Linked DNA regions of Homo sapiens: regions 2 and 3 are each linked to region 1. The links are chromatin contacts, found by Hi-C or POLR2A ChIA-PET in ENCODE. All regions are on one chromosome and are shown on one strand. The core of a region is the stretch at or near the end of the contact, and the rest is flanking DNA. Distances in the headings are between cores, read along the strand shown.

Region 1 (3,779 bases), core at 77-2,576:
CAAGGGAAGACTCTTACCATGGTAAATAAAAATTATTAATACATCTGCATGGCCGGGCGCGATGGCTCTCGCCTGTAATGATCGCTTGAGCCCTGGAGTTCGAGACCAGCCCGGGAAACATGAACTCCGTCTCTACTGAAAATACAAAAATTAGCCGGGCATGGTGGCAGGGTCCTGTAGTCCCAGCTACCCAGGAGGCTAAGGCGGGAGGATCGCTTGAACCCGGGAGGTGGAGGTTGCAGTGAGCCCAAGATCGCGCCACTGCACTCCAGCCTGGGCGACAGATTGAGACATTGTCTCGAAAAAAACAAAACAAAACTCTTAAAAAGTTACATCTGCAATACTTACAAATACATACAAAAACAGTAAGTATTCTCCAGGCTATGATAGGACCTTTACAAGACACACCAAACACTGCTATTGCGGATTTTTTCCAATTAACGAACCAGCGTGATCTCTGAACATGTGAAACGGTCGCGGCTTCTCCGGCGCCTAGTCCTGGAGTCACTTTTAATCTAAGCACCACTCCAGTGAGAACCACACAAATACTTAGGAACCTACCAGCTCCATTTCTCCAGCAGTTCTGCTAGTGTGGGGATGCTTACTAGCTGGAATATTAAGAGCTTTTTCTAAACGTCTCTATCCCCGTTTCGACAAAACCGAAAGGAGGCAGATGACGTGTGGAAAGGCCTGGCCCACAGTCACAGGCCGCGCACGCGGAAACTCATCCTCACATCCACCCTCTGCGTTACCCAAAACCGACCCGGGGCGTTTGGGAGACTCAGGATGCCCGAACTTCGGTCATATTTCAAACGTTCCCGGGGCAAGCCCTGCACCACAGATGGCGCCTCGGGCTTGGCCCGGGCCGAGGGCGCAGAACTCGGCCTGGCCCTTCTGCGGCCCGGAGCCCAGGGCCGCCCCGCCTGCAGGCCCGCAGCAGGCAGGCCTCGGAAGCCGACCTCGCCCGCCTCCCTCGCCGGGTCTGGCCAGGCGCCGTGAGGAGCCTAGGCCGCAAGCCCTGAGCTCGAGTTCAGGTCCCCCCGCGCACCCTTGCCTTCTGAAGGCGAGTCGTCCGAGGCCGCGGCGGCAGTCACCGCGGTGGTGGTGGTCGTCGCCGCCGACGGGGCGGGCTGGCTGGGGACCGCCGCGGTTGAGTCCGGCTCAGTGTCGGGTTCCGGCTCCGGGTCCCGGCCCGGCGTGCTGCCCCGAGGACCCGGCGGAGAGAGTTGCAGGATGGGCCTACGGCCGGGTACCGCCCGGGACTTCTTCCCCATCGCGAGCCCAAGCGCGAGCAGAGAGCGTCGGGCGGCCGAGAGGGGCGGGCACTGGAGGCTGGGCGCTGGGCCCTGGGCGCTGCGACGCGTAATCAATATTCATACACCGTGACACCGCCTCCAGCCCGGATCCGCTTTCAACCAGCGGAGCACGCGCTTGCGCAAGCGCCTCGGACCCTTCGGCTCTTCTGGCTCCTCCTCACCAGGAGAAAGGGCGGGATTACCAACTGCGCTAGGCGATTGGCTGTTTTGACCCAGAGAAGGGACCGGTGGCCAATGGAAAAGGAAAAAGGGTGAGAGTCCAGCCAATAGTGCGGTAGGGCCTGAATTAGAACGACTTCCCCACTTCCGTCGGGTTCCACCCATGCGCTTTCCCCAAGCCTTTTCTTTGCCTACTTGTCCTCCATCTTGTGGCTATTCTCGGCCTAGAGTTTCATGTTGTCTGTCTTCTAGAAAGGTGTGCTGCTGGGCCCAGCTCACTCACGCCTGTAATCTCAACACTTTGGGAGGCCGAGGCGGGTGGATCACGAGGTCAGGAGTTCAAGACCAGCTTGTCCAAGATGGTGAAACCCCGTCTCTACTAAAAATACAAAAGATTTAGTCGGGCGCGGTGGCAGGCGCCTGTAATCCTAGCTAGTCGGGAGACTGAGGCAGGCGAATCGCATGAACCCGGCGGCAAAGGTTACAGTGAGCCGAGATCGCGCCACTGCACCCCACCCTGGGTGACAGAGTGAGACTGTCTCAAGAAAAAAAAGAAAGGTGTGCTGTTTTCTGAGCCCTTCCCCACGTTTCGCCCGGATTATTGTGGCTTACTTTGGGTATAGCATTGAACATTAAATGGGACAGTGGGTCTTTTACGCTTTTGTAATTTCCTGCAGCACACAAATAGATGTCTCATATTTTCTCGCTTATTAGCTGGGAAAAATCACGAGATACTCCACTACCTACAAGGAAAAAGCCTAAAATTGTTGGGATGGCATACAGGAACCTTACCAGTTTTGTACTACTATCGTCAACATGCTTTAATTTACCCTTGCTTTAACACTGCCCCCTCTCCCGTCTCCTGCCTCTGGAGCCCGCCACTTGGAGCATCACCTCCCTCACTTTTCCTTTGCACTGACTGGAATAATTACTGCATCACATGATGAAAGTCTTTTATTGTTTCATCAGGGCGCAATGCAGACGCAGTGCAGGCGTGACCTCTCCTGCCCAGCCTCTCCCTGGCACTTGACATCCTGTTGACATCCGTCTCCCCTCTAAACTAAGGAATGCGAGTGGTATTTATTTTTATATCCGCAGCAGCTCAGTTCCCACTAAAAATATCTAATACTTACTGAGCTCTATGTGTCAGTCACCAAGCACTTTACACGTAGAATTGCATTTGATCTTTTAAAATGATTATTTCTAATTTTATTTTTAAACGTGTCTTGCTCTGTCATCCAGGTTGGAGTAACGTGGCATGATTATAGCCCACTGCATCCTCAAACTCCTGGGCTAAAGCCATTTTTTTTTTGAGACGGTGTCTCGCTCTGTTGCCCAGGCTGGAGTGCAATGGCGCAATCTCGACTCACTGCAGCCTCTGCCCTCCGGGTCCAAGCAACTCTCCTGCCTCAGCCTCCCCAGTAGCTGAGATAATAGGCGCCCACCACCACGCCTGGCTAATTTTTGTATTTTTAGTTGAGACAGGGTTTTGCCATGTTGGTCAGGCTGGTCTTGAACTCCTGACCTCAGGTGATCCACCCGCCTCGGCCTCCCAAAGTGCTGGGATTACAGGTGTGAGCCAGCGTGCCTGGCCTAATTTTTTAATTTTAATTTTAATTAATTTATTTTTGAGAGAGCTTCTCTCTGTCGCCAGGCTGGAGTGCGGTGGCACGATCTTGGCTCACTGCAATCTCTGCCTTCCAGGTTCAAGCGATTCCCCTGCCTCAGCCTCCTGAGTAGCTGGTACTACAGGCGCGCAGCACCTTGCCTGTCTAATTTTTTGTATCTTAGTAGAGATGTGGTTTCACCATATTGGCCAGGCTGGTCTAGATCTCCTGACCTCATGATCTGTCTGCCTTGGCCTCCCAAAGTGCTGAGATTACAGATTTTTTTTTGTATACAGAGTCGCCCAGGTTGGAAGGCAGTGGTGCGATTTTGGCTTAAGGGAGGAGACCACCCCTCATATTGTCTTATGCCCAGTTTCTGCCTCCAAAGAAAGAAAAAGTAAAAACTAAAAGGCAGAAATGAAATCCACAGGCAGACAGCCCGGCACCACACCCTGGGCCTGGTAGTTAAAGATTGACCCCTGACCTAATCGGTTATGTTATCTATAGATTAAAGACATCGTATAGAAAAGCACTGTGAAAATCCCTATCCTGTTTTGTTCCGATCTAATTACCGGTGCATGCAGCCCCCAGTCACTTACCTCCTGCTTGCTCAGTCGATCACGAACCCTCTCATGCGCACCACCTTAGAGCTGTGAGCCCTTAAAAGGGACAGGAATTGCTCACTCGGGCAGCTCGG
Region 2 (4,220 bases), core at 424-2,923, 1.1 Mb before region 1:
GTATCCTGCCTGTTTAAGACACCAGCCACCCACAAGCCTGCTCTACTCTGTGCAAAATACACCCAACTCTGAGATTAATTTTTCCATTCTCAGCAGGTAAACCTTTACAAAAATCTTAAGGATCACCTTAGGCAATCACTTTTAGGAAGTTGTAGACTTTTCTGAAATTGGTAACATGTGTGGACTTTTTCCCTAAGAAAACTTAGGAGATGTATGCAATTTTAAGAGGTTCATACACCTTCTGAGAATCACTGTTTAAGAACTTCTGGTCTATTCAGAATGACACCTGATATATAGTAGATGCTATCATTTGTTGAATGAATGAACCAATTAATTCATCTCCTAAGTAAAGAAGGGAACCCACACTTGTTGAGGGCCTATATAGGACCATGAACTGGGGACACAAACTCAACCTCACGATAGCACTGATGAGGCATGTTCTACTAAGCTCATTTTACAGTGAGGAAAGAGAGGACCAGCCGGGCACGGTGGTTCACGGCTGTAATCCCAGCACTTTGGGAGGCCGAGGCGGGCGGATCACAAGGTCAGGATTTGGAGACCAACCTGGCCAAGATGGTGAAACCCCATCTCTACTAAAAATACAAAAATTAGCCGGGTGTGGTGGCGCGCGCCTGTACTCCCAGCTACCTGGGAGGCTGAGGCAGAAGAATCGCTTGAACCCGGGAGGCGGAGGTTGCAGTGAGCCGAGATCACGCCACTGCACTCCAGCCTGGGCGACAGAGTGAGACTCCGTCTAAAAAAAAAAAAAGAAAAGAAATCATATTCTCAACGTTGGAATCGGCCTCCCAGTTGCAAATCCCACCACAATACAACAGCAATTACAACTCTCAACTACAATTATGTTTGCATAGAGCTTCACGGTTTACAAAGCCCAGGTTACGTTTTGCAATTATCCTGTTTCACAGATTAAGAAGTTGAACTGAGGCCGGGCGCAGTGGCTCACGTCTATAATCCCAGCACTTTGGGAGGCGGGGGCGGGAGGATCACGAGGTCAGGAGTTCGAGACCAGCCTGGCCAACATGGTGAAACCCTGTCTCTACTAAAAATACAAAAATTAGCCGGGCGTGGTGGCGGACGCCTGTAATCCCAGCTACTCAGGAGGCTGAGGCAGGAGAATCGCTTGAATCCGGGAGGCGGAGGTTGCAGTGAACCGAGACTCCAGCCTGGGCAATAAGAGTGAAACTCCGTCTTAAAAAAATAAATAAGTTGAACTGAAAGCGTGGCCTAATAAGTGGCAAGGAGGAACACTTCCCCCAAATTTCTTCTTCTTAGTGCTTTGCCAGATCAGATCTGGGAGATTTCCCCCTCCCGCCGGCTTGCTGGATGACAGCGATCCGGCCTGGACTCTGCCCTGGGGAAGGCAGGAAGAAGGTAGTGAAAATGATTAAGTCCTCTTATTGCAGGCGCCAAAATGGGGCAGAAACCCTGCAGGAAGGCCAGGCCTCTGAGCCCAGTTCCACCCCCGTTCCCCTCCTCGGATCTGCTCCGGTCCTCCCCATCCGGACCCCATCCCTTCGGACGACCTGGCCAGCTCCTTTCCTTTCCCCATCCCCACCCGGGGAGACCCCGCGCCCAGCAGCTCACCGCGCTCGGGCACTGCTCCCTCTGCCACGCCTGTCAAGGCTCGGCAAACATCCGGCTCCGCGGTGGAACGGGAACCGCCCCCTCCCGCTCTCTTCTATCCCCAACCATTTCCGCCACACCTCCAACCCACTTCCGGCCCCAAACATGGCCTTTCCAGGAGCCCCGCCCACTTCCTGCACATGCCCGCCTAAGTTCCTGCCTCGGGGAGGTAACAGCATAACTGTCCGACTCGTCGCTCCCAAAGAGATGGCTGGAACAATTAGTTCCGCTTTCCCAGCTAGTCGAATCACTGGTGCACCTCCGGAATCCGAGGTTCGCATTGCTCTCGGACAGAGTTCTGCCTCCCCAGTACTCCCAAACTCCCAGTCCTGTGCACCAATGAGGTCCAGCTCTGAGGCTTCTTTCCTGAGAAAAAAATTTGGAAGTCCGTGACTGTTTCCTGGAGGAGCTGAGAAGAGGAAGCTCACTTCCGGCGTAGGGAGGCTTTCTGACCCGGAATGGAGGAGGCGGAGGAGCTGCTCTTGGAGGGGAAGAAGGCGCTGCAACTCGGTGAGTGACCTGCGATGTCCGCGACCCTCAACCTTGGCCCAGGTGGATCTGACGCTCTGTGGTCAGCTTTCTCCTCAGTCTTCTCTCCTCCGGATCCCAGGATCCTCCAGTGCCCTCAGAGTCGCTGGGGGCTTCTGAAGAGCCCTTGAGCCTCCTCAAAACTTTCAGGGCCCTCCTTAGAGCCCTCACCTGTCCCTCGGGCTCCGCAGGCCCACCTGGACCTGCGGTTTCCTCCCACACTTTTCCCCACCTCCCACCTTCTTGGGTGGCTCCCTCACTGTCTTCCCTTCTCTCTGCAGCCCGCGAGCCGCGCCTGGGCCTGGACTTAGGATGGAACCCTTCCGGAGAAGGCTGTACGCAGGGCCTCAAAGACGTCCCACCCGAGCCGACCCGAGACATCCTCGCTTTAAAGAGCCTTCCCCGGGGCTTGGCCCTTGGCCCCTCACTCGCCAAGGAACAGCGCTTGGGGGTCTGGTGTGTCGGGGACCCCCTGCAGCCCGGCCTGCTGTGGGGGCCGCTGGAAGAGGAGTCTGCCTCCAAGGAGAAGGGCGAGGGAGTAAAGCCACGGCAGGAGGAGGTATTGAAGGATAGAGCGACTTCCCTCCGCCCTTGAAAATGTAGGGGAGGTTTGGACATTGCTAGACAGCTTTTCAATTTGAAGAAAGAGAGTATTTCAAGAGATAGGAGATAGTCTTGTCCCTTCTCTTCAGGACTGTCTCCTCTCAGCAGCAGTAGTTAAAGAATCGAGGTTTGAAAAGTTGTTGAAAGCTGGAATCATACAGTGTCAGCAGTGAGTGAGGAAGGTCAAGAGCTAAGGTTTTTGGAATTAAGAAAGCATGGGATCAAATTCCAGCTTTGTCACCTAGCTGGTTAAATTACGTGCCGCATTTAATTCATCTGTGAAACAAAGCAGTGGCTCTCTTGGGATTATATGGAGGAGCTGATGAAATAGTGAAGATAAAAGGTTTCACTGCACAATAAGTACCATTTTATTTTATTTATTTTTCTTTTTTCTTAGACAGTCTTGCTTTGTCGCCCAGGCTGGAGTGCAGTGGCACGATCTCGCCTTATTGCAACCTCCACTTCCCAGGTTCAAGTGATTCTCATGCCTCAGCCTCCCGAGTAGCTGGGATTACAGATGTGCACCACCACACCCAGCTAATTTTTGTATTTTTAGTAGAGACAGGGTTTCACCATGTTGGTGAGGCTGGTCTCAAACTCCTGGCCTCAAGTAATCCGCCTGCCTGGGCCTCCCAAAGTGCTGAGATTACAGGTGTGAGCCCCCGCGCCTGGCCCAATAAATACCATTTTAAAAAGCTGGTGTTCCTTATTACTTTTTCTGTTTAGTACTCACTGGAAGACAGTAATGTGTTCAATTTAGTAATTCTCCATACCCTTGGGAGGGAGGTGAGGAGACAGACTTTTTGGTCCTTACTGAATGAAGAATCAGACAGCACTGTCCTGTTAGAGGAGAACCAGAGGCTTCTAACCTTCCAGGAGTTTCATCTTAAATTTGTCCCAGGAAAGTTTCATCTAGTTTCTTTTTTTATTCCTACCCGACCCCTCGAACACATTTGAGAAGGACTTTTGTTGGTTTATTTCAGAACCTGTCATTAGGCCCATGGGGAGACGTGTGTGCCTGTGAGCAGAGTTCTGGCTGGACTAGGTAAGTCAGAGGAGAGTGTGTCGTTCCTTTGAGGTTTTCTGTTGTGGTTTGGGATGGAACCCGGTGCTGACTGTCATTTCCTATTCAGTGCTCTTTTGCAGTGAATGTTCCAAAGGCACGGCGTCCTTTAGGACCCAGACTGCTTGGGGACTGGGGCTTTCGGGGAAGACCACTTGAATAGTGAGCATCTCCTAGCTGGCTGTTACTTTGCTTTGCAGCTTGGTACAACGGGGCAGGCTGGAGAGTGAGGGAAATGTGGCCCCAGTGCGGATCAGCGAGAGGCTTCATCTGCAAGTGTACCAGCTGGTGCTGCCAGGCTCTGAACTGCTGCTGTGGCCCCAGCCTTCCTCTGAGGGCCCAAGTCTCACCCAGCCTGGGCTGGACAAAGAGGCAGCTGTAG
Region 3 (2,946 bases), core at 220-2,719, 1.4 Mb before region 1:
GGCCAGTTGTCAGGCATACTTGGGGATTGATCTGCCCTCCTCCTGGCCACCCTGGCACCAGCTGCTGGCTGGAGGGCTGGAGCCCCACCTCCCTGATCAGACCTTCTCCCAACTTGCAGGAAACTGGGAGAGGGTTCTGGGCCTCGGGGTGCTGGTTCTTCCTCAAAATCACAGGCTTGTCCGCAGGTCACAGCCCTAAGCATTGGCTATTTGCGGCTGACTAAGGCTGGAAAACGGGCTGCCAGAACCCAAGAGGGGAGGATGAAAGCGAAGGTGACACAGGATGTGGCTTGGCAGAGAGGCGTGCACACAGAAGTAGTGGGCAGCTGGTGTGGGCAGCAGGGTGGTAGGGTTTGGGGAGGTGGAAGACCATGCTTCCCAGCTCCTGGCCTCCCTTCGTCAGCCCTGCGGGGGCCATCAGAAACAGCCCCGGTGTGTGTGATGGCTGTGCCCCTACAGGTGACTGCTTGGGTTCCAATTGCTCTCATTTCTGGAGGGGGACGGCCTCGGCTGCATTGTGGGGTGTCTTTGTGTGTGCATGTGAGGTATATTTCTGGATGGGAGTGTGTGCATATGCACACACATACATATGTGTGAGGGATGTGGCAACCGGTAACCATTGTCCTGGGAGTATTTGTATGTAGGAGAAAGGTGTGTGTTCTGTGTGGGCATGTGTGCTTGTGAATGGGAGTGTGGTACCTGTTGTCCTTCTGTGTATTTGTGAGTGTGTAAGGGCTGTGCAGGTGATTCCCGTAGCATATGAGATCTATAGGTTCTGTTGAATACTATGTCAGGAAAATGCGATGTGTTGGGCCTGGGTGAGAAGGTTGGAAACCATTGTGAATAGCTGTGGAAGGATGACTTTGTAGGAGAAACTTGTGAGTTCTTTGTTGGTGTGTGTGCGAGTCATTAAGTGACTTTGGTCACTGAGTGCGAGAGGCTGGGGTGGGAAGTGTTCGTTTAAGTAATGAGTGGGCATAATTGTGTAAGGGATGTGTTTGTTCTGCGTGCATGGGGAGCACTGTGTGACTTTTGTTCCCCTGGGTGCGATTTGGGGGAGCCAAGGAGGTATGGGTGGAGATTGTGAGTGGCTATGAGTAGGGTGTGCGAGAGCGGAGGGGAGGTGGTGACAGCAGCCCTCGCGAGTGTACACTTGTGAGCGTGCAGTTGTTTGGTAGCGGAGGGATCGGGGGAGGAAAGATGCGCGTCTGGATGCGCGCAGTGCGAGTGTGCCAGGCCGGGAGATTCAGTCCCATCCAGGCGGGCCGGGCCGGGCTGGGGGCAGGGCTTTCTGCTGCCCCGCCCATTCGTCGCCCCGCCCCTCGGACCGCCCCAGCGGGCTGCAGCGCAGCGGGCGTCCGGCAGAGGGCGCTGCGGGCCCGGTGCCACCGTGCGGCCGAGGGGGCGTGCTCGGCGGCGGGCAGGCAGCGGCCCGGCCAGCTATGCGGGGTCCTGCGGCCGCGGCTGGCGGCACTTCCTGGAGCGGCGGCGGCAGCGGCTTCCCGGGCACCTGGGCGTGGGGAGCGGGGGCGCGCGGCGCGGGGCGGGCGGAGCGAGCGCGCGCCATGGAGGTGGCGGGCGGCGCGGAGCGGGCGTGCTGAGCCCCGGCCGCCGGCCCGGCATGGGCGTCTCCCGCGGGCCCTCCGCCGGCCGGGGCTAGGGCCGGATGGAGCCGCGGGACGGTAGCCCCGAGGCCCGGAGCAGCGACTCCGAGTCGGCTTCCGCCTCGTCCAGCGGCTCCGAGCGCGACGCCGGTCCCGAGCCGGACAAGGCGCCGCGGCGACTCAACAAGCGGCGCTTCCCGGGGCTGCGGCTCTTCGGGCACAGGTGAGCGGGGCGGCGGCGGGGCAGGCACCGAGGCACCGGCAGGTTACCGCTCCCTCACCGGGGGACATTCCTCGGCCACTGGGGGTCCGGGCCACTTCGGTACTGACACTGAGTCGGGGAGAGGCTGGCACCGGCGGCACGAGCCGTCTTGGCGTGGGCACCCACTGGGAGTCATCCCCCAGGGCCGGGACACGGGCGGGATCGGTCGGCTTGGCACTGTCACCGGGTGGGGGTCATTCCCTGGCACCGGCAGTCTAGTGCGCCTCATGTGTAGTACCGTGGGAGGATCGGCTCCCAACCCTCCAGCAGGAAGATGGAATCACCCCAGCCCCCGGCACAAGCAGGTTGGGCCCCCAGGACTGGTCACCCACGCCTTCTTGGCACTGATAGAACAGGGCCTCTCTGAGCCTCCTGGCACCACTGAGGTGGGGATCACACCGCCCTTTGGACTTTCGTGGGACCAGGTTGCCTACCATCACTGCGTGGCATCTGCAGAACGTAGCCCCGTTGATACCGTCACCACACATGGCTTGTCCCCAAGCTCTGGTCACTGGTTTAATTGTTTAACATGTTAAGCTTCTCCTTGGGGTTGGGGGTGCCTGATCATCTGCCCTACCTTGCTCTTAATTAGCAGAGAGACCCCAGCCCATCCCTCTGCTAGGCAGGCAGCATGTCTCCCTCTACCCTCTTCCAGCCCATGCTGGGAAAGGGATGGGGTGGGCTGGAGTCTGGAATCTGCTGGCTGTTCAAGCTTCATCTTGCCCCCTCCCCCAGCACTCCAAATGTCACCATCTTGTGCCTGTGACAGAGCTTTGACCAGGACTCTAGCGGGGAACCGGGGGGAGAGTGTGGAAAGACTGAGTGCAGGCAGTTCATGGCAAGTGTGCTGCTCTTGGTCGTGAGCCGCTGCCTGCCCTGGTAGCCGTGGTGTAAGGTAAGGGACGTGAGGCCCCAGGAGTACCTGACCTGGCTCCCTGCGCTTCTTCCTGACCGAGCCTTGCCCTTCCCTGGTGGCCAAGGAGCTTGTAGCCAATCAGCCAAGGACCCCAGAGCCACCTCAGACTGAACTCTGACCACTTGGAGTCTGCCCAAGGCCTCCCTCTCACTTTTCTGCAGCTG

Evidence for each region. A loop is a pair of places that touch in the nucleus more often than their neighbours do. ChIA-PET counts read pairs that join two places held with the same protein, here RNA polymerase II (POLR2A). Pooled maps may share reads with other maps.
Region 2: a loop to region 1 is called in a map of ascending aorta, with 13 times the contacts of the local background. The contact joins the promoter of ARHGAP1 here to the promoter of FNBP4 in region 1. A Hi-C loop is called at or near these places in 5 of 168 maps with a recorded cell type or tissue (B cell, CD8-positive, alpha-beta T cell, ascending aorta and 1 more), 6 of 37 single-sample maps with no recorded cell type and 16 of 50 pooled maps. POLR2A ChIA-PET finds 5 or more read pairs at or near these places in 2 of 52 experiments (H1 and PC-9).
Region 3: a pooled map shows a loop between it and region 1 (15-fold over the local background). The contact joins the promoter of DGKZ here to the promoter of FNBP4 in region 1. A Hi-C loop is called at or near these places in 1 of 168 maps with a recorded cell type or tissue (naive thymus-derived CD4-positive, alpha-beta T cell), 2 of 37 single-sample maps with no recorded cell type and 9 of 50 pooled maps.

What each region holds. Positions count from the first base shown.
Region 1 is chr11:47,766,015-47,769,793 of GRCh38, forward strand. It overlaps FNBP4 (formin binding protein 4), which reads right to left and starts at 1,327. Exons shown (of 17, transcript NM_015308.5): 1 at 1,055-1,327. The coding sequence starts at 1,274. RefSeq lists enhancers at 1-617, 412-471, 618-1,542 and a silencer at 732-1,341.
Region 2 is chr11:46,698,946-46,703,165 of GRCh38, forward strand. It overlaps ARHGAP1 (Rho GTPase activating protein 1), which reads right to left and starts at 1,674. Exons shown (of 13, transcript NM_004308.5): 1 at 1,606-1,674. ZNF408 (zinc finger protein 408) reads left to right here and starts at 2,086. Exons shown (of 5, transcript NM_024741.3): 1 at 2,086-2,154; 2 at 2,454-2,731; 3 at 3,759-3,820; 4 at 4,039-4,220. The coding sequence starts at 2,103. RefSeq lists a silencer at 1,430-1,549 and an enhancer at 1,880-2,169.
Region 3 is chr11:46,345,994-46,348,939 of GRCh38, forward strand. It overlaps DGKZ (diacylglycerol kinase zeta), which reads left to right and starts at 1,470. Exons shown (of 31, transcript NM_001199267.2): 1 at 1,470-1,827. The coding sequence starts at 1,667. RefSeq lists enhancers at 203-272, 343-392, 2,296-2,946 and silencers at 1,177-1,656, 1,757-1,806, 1,769-1,982, 2,619-2,778.